Linked DNA regions of Homo sapiens: region 1 is linked to region 2. Evidence: read pairs that join two places in POLR2A ChIA-PET (ENCODE). Cell type or tissue: B cell. All regions are shown on one strand. Each heading gives the region's core, and the rest is flanking DNA. Links, peaks and the distances in the headings are about the cores only. Region 1 overlaps SLC7A7 (solute carrier family 7 member 7). Region 2 overlaps OXA1L-DT (OXA1L divergent transcript).

What was found. Peaks named below come from ENCODE experiments on the same cell type or tissue, not always from the same donor. Only the 100,000 strongest peaks of a DNase experiment are listed, where the experiment ranks them.
Region 1: POLR2A ChIA-PET joins it to region 2 with 7 read pairs; 2 of 35 experiments call an interaction of 5 or more read pairs at or near these places.

The regions. Positions count from the first base shown.
Region 1 is chr14:22,798,984-22,803,372 of GRCh38, forward strand. The region is part of intron 2 of SLC7A7 (solute carrier family 7 member 7); the gene reads right to left. Among named protein-coding and RNA genes, the nearest start is that of SLC7A7, 14 kb to the right of the region's middle. RefSeq lists an enhancer at 4,075-4,124. In B cell, for the core only: no CTCF peak of the experiment used is centred there; no DNase peak of the experiment used is centred there; H3K27ac peaks cover 79 bases.
Region 2 is chr14:22,746,523-22,750,911 of GRCh38, forward strand. The region is part of intron 1 of OXA1L-DT (OXA1L divergent transcript); the gene reads right to left. Among named protein-coding and RNA genes, the nearest start is that of OXA1L-DT, 18 kb to the right of the region's middle. In B cell, for the core only: a CTCF peak has its summit at 2,477 (motif pointing right); a DNase peak (open chromatin) is centred at 2,379; H3K4me3 peaks cover 659 bases; H3K27ac peaks cover 1,598 bases.

The DNA of each region.
Region 1 (4,389 bases), core at 260-4,259, 53 kb after region 2:
TAACAGTTATCCTTGTACCCATGGGCATAGTCCTGAACTAGACACACAGTAACACTTAATACATTTTGCTGGGTGAATAAATGATATTTCTGAAACCTGATTTCACCCTCACTGCCCTGAAATTTCATTGCCTTAGGAGAAAGCCCACATGAAAAGCCACCAGTGACCTTCATATCAATAAATCCAATCAACTATACTCAATCTTTACCTAGCTTGACCTCTTAGCAGATTGGACACAGGTAGTCATTCATTCCTTCTCAATTCACTCCCTTCCACTCACCATCTTCCAGGTTTCCACCTATCTCTCTAGATGCTCCTTCTCCATCTTTTCACAAAATACCTATCCCTCAAATGTGGGTATTCCTCAGAATGCTTCTAAGCCCCTTTGTCCTCCCTTTCTACATCTTGTCCCAAGGTCATCTCATCTGTTCCTGTGGTTTCTTTTTCTTTTTATTTTTTTCTTTCTTTTTTTTTTTTTTTTTTTTTTTTGAGACAGAATCTTGCTCTGTCACCCAAGATGGAGTGCAGTGGAGCTGTCTCGGCTCACTGCAACCTCTTCCTCCAGGGTTCAAGCGATTCTCCTGCCTCAGCCTCCAGAGTAGCTGGGACTACAGGTGCACACCACCATGCCCGGCTAGTTTTTGTATTTTTAGTAGAGACAGGGTTTCGCCATGTTGGCCAGGCTGGTCTCGAACTCCTGGCCTCAAGTGATCAGCCCACCTCAGCCTCCCAAAGTGTTGGGATTACAGGTGTGAGCCACCGCCCTGGCCTGTTCCTATGGTTTCAATAACCATATATACAATGATGACTCCCAAAAGTATATCATCAGCCCAACTGTCATGATTCTAGATATATATGAATATTCAACCACCTACTGGACATTACCAGGCACATCAAACTCAACATGTCCAAAACTGATTCCATCAATTTCTCCCAAACCTACTGCACCTTCGGTGTTCCCCATACAAGTAACTGGCGTCACCATCCACCCATTTATGCAAGCCAAAGACCTGGGCATGTTATTGTCATCAACAACTTCCACTCATATCTACTCATAGTCCAAGTCTTAAGTCTCCCTGTCCCCAAAACATGACTCTAGTCCAAGCCACCATCATTTCTCACTAGGATCATAGCAGCAGCTTCCCACCTGTCTCCCAGCTTTCAATCCTACATAGAAAAACTAATCTTTCTTAAACTCACAAATTCTAAAATCTAAATCACAAATGCCACTCTTCTGCTTTTAAAGGCCTTAAGAGTTTTCTCATTGCCTTAGAAGACAGCCCACCAAACTCCTTAATATAGTTGGTGCAATAGATTGGAGTTTTCCAATATGCCTCAACGTCTCCCATCCCATATTCCTTTCTTACAATGTGACTTTGACACTCTACCCATCAAGAGGCAGGGTCTGTACCCCTCTTCTCGAAACTGGATGGTCTTCTGTGAATGCCTCTACCTATAGAGTATGACAGAATTGACACCATGCAACTTCAGAGACTAGGTCATAAAAGGCAATGCAACTTCCACTTTGGGTGCTACAACACTCATTCTGGACGCTTTCAGCTGCCTGCATAAGCAGTCTGACTGCCCACGAGTCACCACGCTGTGAGAAAGCTCAACACAGTCCATACGGAAAGACCACATGGAAAGACTGACACAATTTGATAAAGAAGGCCGGGTGCGGTGGCTCACACCCGTAATCCTAACACTTTGTTTGGGAGGCCGAGGCGGGTAGATCACCTGAGGTCAGGAGTTCAAGACTAACCTGGCCAACACGGTGAAACCCCGTCTCTACTAAAAATATAAAAATTAGCCGGGCGTGGTGGGGCACGCCTGTAATCCCAGCTACTCAGGAGGCTGAGGAAGGAGAATTGCTTGAATCTGAGAGGTGGAGGTTGCAGTGAGCCGAGATCGCGCCACTGCACTCCAACCTGCACAACCGGAGCAAGACTCCACCTCAAAAAAAGAAAAAAAAGAAGCCCAGATTGTCTGCAACTTCCTCAGCAACCGTTTTTCCAGCTCCTGTCACCATCTGCTGCAACCACATGAGGGACCCTGACCTAGAACTGTCCCACTAAGCCCTTCCCAAATTTCTAAGCCACAGAAATCATAAAAAAAATGACTACTGTTTTAAGACACTACGTTTTAGACTATTTGTTATAGCACAATAATAACTAGCACAGCTTATAAAGCTTTGAACAACCTATGCCTTGACTCTATTTACCTCTGCAAGCCAACTCTCAACCTTTTCTTCCTGAAATTCAACACTGCAGCCCACCCTGAACTCCTTTCAGTGCCTGAAAGGAGCACTTCTGGCATTTAGGTTTTCATACATTCTGTTCTTGCTGCTTGGAACACTCCTCTTCTACTCTTGATTAATTCTTCTTCGCCATTCAGGTATCAGCTCAAACTTCTACAGGAATGGTTTCTAAATGCCTAGGTTAGGACTGGTCTCCTCCTGTGCCTTGTTCTACCTTGCAAATCACAACACCATCACAATCCATTAAAACCCTGTATCAGAGGCCAGGCACGGTGGCTCACGCCTGTAATCCCAGCACTTTGGGAGGCCGAGGCAGGCGGATCATGAGGTCAAGAGATCAAGACCATCCTGGCCAACATGGTGAAACCCCGTCTAAAAAATACAAAAATTAGCTGAGCATGGTGGTGCATGCCTGTAGTCCCAGCTACTCAGGAGGAGACAGGAGAATCTCTTGAACCTGGGAAGCAGAGGTTGCAGTGAGCTGAGATTGCGCCACTGCACTCCAGCCTGGTGACAGAGCGAGACTCCGTCTCAAAAAAACAAAACAAAACAAAAATCCCTGTATTGGGTTGCCCATCCTGACCCCGGCATGCACCCATGCATGCGGTCACACACACCCACGCACACACATAAAGTGCTCCAAAAAGACAATGACAGTGCAGGGAACGTGGCAACCTCTTCGCAAATACTTGTTGAATGTTTAATCTCCAACCCTATCTCTTTCCTAAATTCCAAAGAGCATATCTGCCTACTATGCTAAAAATAAATTCCAAATTCAACATGCCCCCATCCTCCTCCTCACAGTAAATGATATCACTGCCTACAAATTGTCTAAACCAGAAACATCATCTCTTCATTCAAAGACTATTTATTGAGGGCCGGGCACGGTAGGTGGCTCACGCCTGCAATCCCAGCACTTTGGGAGGCCGAGGCAGGCAGATCACTTGAGTTCAGGAGTTCGAGACCAGCCTGGCCAACATGGTGAAACCCCATCTGTACTAAAAATACAAAAATTAGCAGGGCGGGGTGACATGCACCTGTAGTCCCAGCTACTCAGGACACTGAGGCAGGAGAATCCCTTGAACCCGGGAGGCAGAGGTTGCAGTGAGCCAAGATCCTGCTACTGTACTCCAGCCTGGGCGACAGAGCAAGACTCTGTCTCAAAACAACAACAACAACAACCAAACAAACAAACAAAAAAAATATTTATCAAGCTTCTCTGTTTCCTTGCTGGGGATACAGTGGATTATAGATAGGCACAGCTCTTCTGGCACAAAACTTACAAGATGGTAGATGTTTTCCTTGACACTTCCCTCTCCCTTATACTTGACATCTTAATAGGTCTCATTGGTTGTATTGATTATACCTTCTAAATTGTGCTCAGATCTATCCTTCCTTGTCCACCCCAACTGCCATCACCGTAGTTCAGGTTTTTGTCATTTCCTGCCTGGATTGCTACAAGAGCTTCCTAATAGTGTCTCTGCCTCCAGCCTTGTCCCCTAAGTTCCACCCCAGCTATATCACTCCCCTGTTTAAAGTCCTTTAATGGTTCCTCATATGCTTTGAATAAATTCTAAAACCCTACAAAGATATACCTTGTGTTCTAGCCCCTTGCCCATCTTGGTCCCCTCATATCCCACAATCCCCCATGCACCCCCACACCCCATACATTTTTTTCATCTTGTGCCTTTACATTGGCTTTCCCTGTGCCTAAAACGTCCTGCCCCCTTCTTCATTCAACATACAATTATTGAGCACCTAGCAGATACCAGGCACTGTTCTATGTGCTGGTGATTCAGCAGTGAGTAAAACAAAGTCCTTATTCACATATGTTTATATTCTAGAGGGAAAGAGAGACAAGTAAATGATGTGTTGAACACTGTTATAAAGAAAAAGAGGCCAGGCACGGTGGCTCATGCCTGTAATCCCAGCACCTTGGGAGACCAAGGCGGGCAGATCGCCTGAGGTCAGGAGTTTGAGACCAGCCTGACTAACATGGTGAAACCCTATTTCTGCTAAAATACCAAAATTAGCCAGGCACAGTGGCAGCGCCTGTAATCCCATCTACACAGGAGGCTGAGGAAGGAGAATCGCTTGAACCCGGAAGGCGGAGGTTGCAGTGAGCTGAGATC
Region 2 (4,389 bases), core at 209-4,208:
CATGCCTATAATCCCAGCTACTCAGGAGGCTGAGGCAGGAGAATCGCTTGAACCCAGAAGGCAGAGGTTGTAGTCAGCCAAGATACTGCCATTGCACTCCAGCCTGAGCAACAAGAGGAAAACTCTGTCTCAAAAAAAAGAAAAAAAAATCTGCCATGTTCAAATCAGGAATAAGTAACAGTTAAAGTTCAAAAAACTGTAGTCTTCTTTTTTCTTTGTTGTAGAGGCCTCTTTTTCCAACAACTCACAATGTTCAGTTCTCTTTCTATTTGGTCTAAAGCGCCATGATAGATATCAGCTAACAACACTGAGAACTAGAAGTTCCTCTATAACTTTGCACAATACCCAAAAAATTGTTTATAAGACCAGGTTATCCTTTCTTATTTTTATCCAGTCTCATAGGATGATGGCATTTTTCAAATTAGCATTTTTAATTTATGAATAGAATTATTCTCATACAATAATAAACCCTATTTTCTTCATCTTGAATAACAAACATAAAATCTCCGAGAGGCATTCTACTTTTCAAAATCAGGATCATGTTAAACAACTTCTACATTTAAGGAGAGAGAAAAGCCCAGCCTAGGCAACACAGTGATGTTGCAGGACTTTCCTTAGTTCAGCTAAAGACGGGGTTCTTGTCCGTCCCACTGCCACGAAAATTTAGGCTCACAGACAGTTTAAAGGGTGAGTGAAGTAGGGTTTTACTGAATGAAAAGGGAAATAAAAGGGGGAAACAAGGATCCTCCGCAAGGCCAGAGCCCCCTGCTAGAGCGCATCCCACCCACCCTTTGAATCTCAGGTTCCACACAGGAAGAGGGGCCAGGCTCCTCCCCGCTGCGAAAGTCATGAACTTCCCCAGGCTCCACCTCAGCTGGCAGGCTGGTTGGAGTTTCTCCAGGGACCACCTCCCATCTGGCTGTCTCAGTGAGACCCCATTTCTTTTTTTTTTTTAATTTTTAATTAGCTGTGTGTGGTGGTGCACCCCTGTAGTCCCAGCTACTTGGGAGGCTGAGGAGGGAGGATGGCTTGAGCCTAGGAAGTCAAGGCTGTGGTGGGCCATGATCGCACCACTGCACTCCAGACTGGGCAACAAAGCAAGGCCTCATCTCAAAAAAAAAAAAAAAAATTAAAAATTAAAAAAAGAAAGAAGAGAGAAAAGCCTGTCAAATGAAGTGGGTTTGTTTTTGTTGTTGTTGTTGTTCTTATATAGAGCACTGTGTGTTACACTTAGGGCAGAAAAACCTCCAGAACTCTAAGTTTAATGAATAAAACCAATACATGCCACTGGGACATAAACGTAAAAAGTCAGAAGATAGAACTTGATCGTATCCTAAACAATGAATTAATGTATCTAGATCAGAAACTGGAAGGTTAAAACGTGGAGGAATGAAAGGGATTGGAAGGGCAAAATGTGTTAGGGATTAGCTAGCTAGCATGGTTCAAGGGACAGACTATACAACAAGCACTATTCTCTGATGAGACTGGTTACTTTAGCCAACTTCTGACACAATCAAATAGTAAGACCTCTCAAGCTGAAGACAGACCCCTAGTTGATTTTATCATTGGACAAAATTATACAAAGCCTATCTTAGCAGCAATCAGTTTTCGGTGACACCATTATTTCTTCATGCCCCCAACAAACTGCAGTAGATATGTTGGAATTTAAGCTCAGCACATATAGTCATCCAAATTGTCTCGAAAGGTTACAAAAGATGGGAAGAAAATTATATGTTGTTCTATGAAAACTATGAAAGGAGAGAGTTAGAAAGAAAGATAATCAACAGTGTCAAATACCACTGAGAAATCTAAGACAATGAGGGATGAGAAAAATCCGCCACGCCTCAGGATGAGGAACCCAGGGTTGCCTTCAGCAATCAGTTTGAGTGGCAGAGATGAGGGCTGAGGGAGCAGCAGACGTCAAGAGGGCAGAACAAGGAGTGACTCTGCATTGAGAAAATGGAATTCTGTCCTCAAAACATGTAACAACAAAAGGATGAGGAAATTAGGATAAAAATTGCAGCAAGGTCAAATGAAGGCTTTGGGGTTTGGGGTTTTTGTTTGTTTTTTTCAGCAAGGAGGAAAAAGGATTATGTCTGCAGGCAGAGGAGAGAAGAAGAAATTAAAGGTGCTTAAGCTAGACAAAAAGAAGATAATTAAGACAGAAAATCTTTGATTGCAGATGTTATAGCACCCACCAGGGAGAAAAGGGAGAGAACAGAGAGGACTGAAAACATAAGGTTAGTTTAAACTTAGAAAGAGGAAGTTCAGTTCCTCGCCTAAGATGGGGAAGAGAAAGAAATTGCCACAGAGTTGTTTTGGAATTAAAAGGCTTATCTCGCATGGTCTTTATTTTGCCAGCAAAGTAACAGATAGCCCCTGTCAAAGGAGAAGGGGCACGGAGGGGCACCAAGAGGAGGGTGCAGGAGAGAAAAGGCTTAGAACAATGGTGGGCAGGAAACTGCAAAGAAATGGACACCTGACACCAGGTGTCAGTACCTACTCGGTAGATGTTTGAATAAATTGATAAGACATTTTAAAAGGCCAGACTCGGTGGCTCATGCCTGTAATCTTAGCACTTTGGGAGGCTGAGGAGGGATGATAACTTTGGGCCAGGAGTTCAAGACCAGTCTAGGCAACATAGTGAGACCCCGTCTTTACAAAAAAGTAAAATAAAATAAAAGTTTTTTAAAAGACATTTTAAAAAATAGCTGGTTAGTAATGGGGAGAGTCCCACTGATAAGATGATAAAATTTTCTTATAACTTTTATATCTTTCTGCAGTACCACTATAGTGTTGATAGTAGACTTGCAGAATCAAAAGAAGGAAGGATAAATTACTGTCTTCACTGTGACCTGGTGGCTTTCCCTAGTGGTGCTAGAGGAAAAGTAAGAGCTCCAGGGAACCTAGGCTTTTGCTTTGTAAGGATAGCCTCAATATTGGTACACACTTCGAAACATGGGCTGGGTAAGAATTTAAGTGTAGCCAGAAAAAATATCTTGGTATGAGCTTCATTTATCAACACTTTATCATAAATTCATCATTGTATCTTCAAATTTGTGATTTTTAAAAATGTTGCCACCTTTTCTTTGTGAGGCTGTTCTCAGCCATCTGCTCTTGGCACTTCACACCACTCACCCGAAGAGCTCAAGCAATCATAGTTACTGTGACCACATCAGTGCTGACGAGAACAAAACGTTTTCAGATCATGTCTCTCCCACAAACTCCAGGGCCATAGTTGATCTATGTACAAGTTATCTCCACTTGAATAGCCCGCTGTCATTGCAAATTCAATATTCTCAAAACCAAACCTGACACCTTTCAAAAAAAACACAGCTGCACTTCTGTAACTGGCAAGACCCAGTCAGGAGACAGAAACCACACCAGTGTATGGAAAGAATTAAATATAAAGGATTTTTAAGTAATTATAAAGTTGCTAATTAGGTAACTAAAAGAGCAAAAAGAGAACTCTAAAGGACCACAGAGGTAGCAATTGCAGAATGCAGTTGCCACCCCTACAGCTGAGGGAACAAAGGGAAGAGGCCAGGGTGATTAAAACTTTGAAGCTCAGGCTGGGCACAGTGGCTCACGCCTGTAATCCCAGCACTTTGGGAGGCCGAGGTGGGTGGATCACGAGGTCAGGAGATCAAGACCATCCTGGCCAACATTGTGAAACCCCGTCTGTACTAAAAATACAAAAATTAGCTGGGTGTGCTGGCACACGCCTGTAGTCCCAGCTACTTGGGAGGCTGAGGCAGGAGAATCGCTTGAACCTGGGAGGCAAAGGTTGCAGTAAGCCAAGATTGCACCACTGCACTCCAGCCTGGTGACAGAGCGAGACTCCATCTTAAAAAAAATAAATAAATAAATAAATAATAAAAAACTTTGAAGCTTAAACAAAGGCTCCCACAGAACTGAAATTCATACATCTGAGGAGAGAGCACCACTGATGTTCCTGAGTGGGCATGATAAGATGGGCTCTGCAAGTGTTAGAAAGATTGGAAACTGGATACAGCTCCTGGATGAGAGGCACTGCCGGAATGAAGAAGCGCCGCTTGATGGTGCTCACAGGATGCAATTAGATAGGAAACCCACATGGAACAAACTAGAGGTAACAATTCATTCTCCCACGTCCAGCCTTCTAGCCCTGCTCTAGCATCCCTCATTGGCAGAGTGGAACAGGGAGCCAGTTGGAGAAGCAGAAAAGCAGTTTGTGGAATACCAGCCCCAGAATCACAAAGCAGTGGGTTTGGAGCTAAGAGATAATAACTTAATAACTGATGCAGCTTCTGAACTATATTAGTTAGGGTCCAGCCAGAAAGCAGAAACCACTCTAAGTATTTCAGAAGGATTTTACCACAGGGAATTGGTACATGGGTAAGAGAAGAG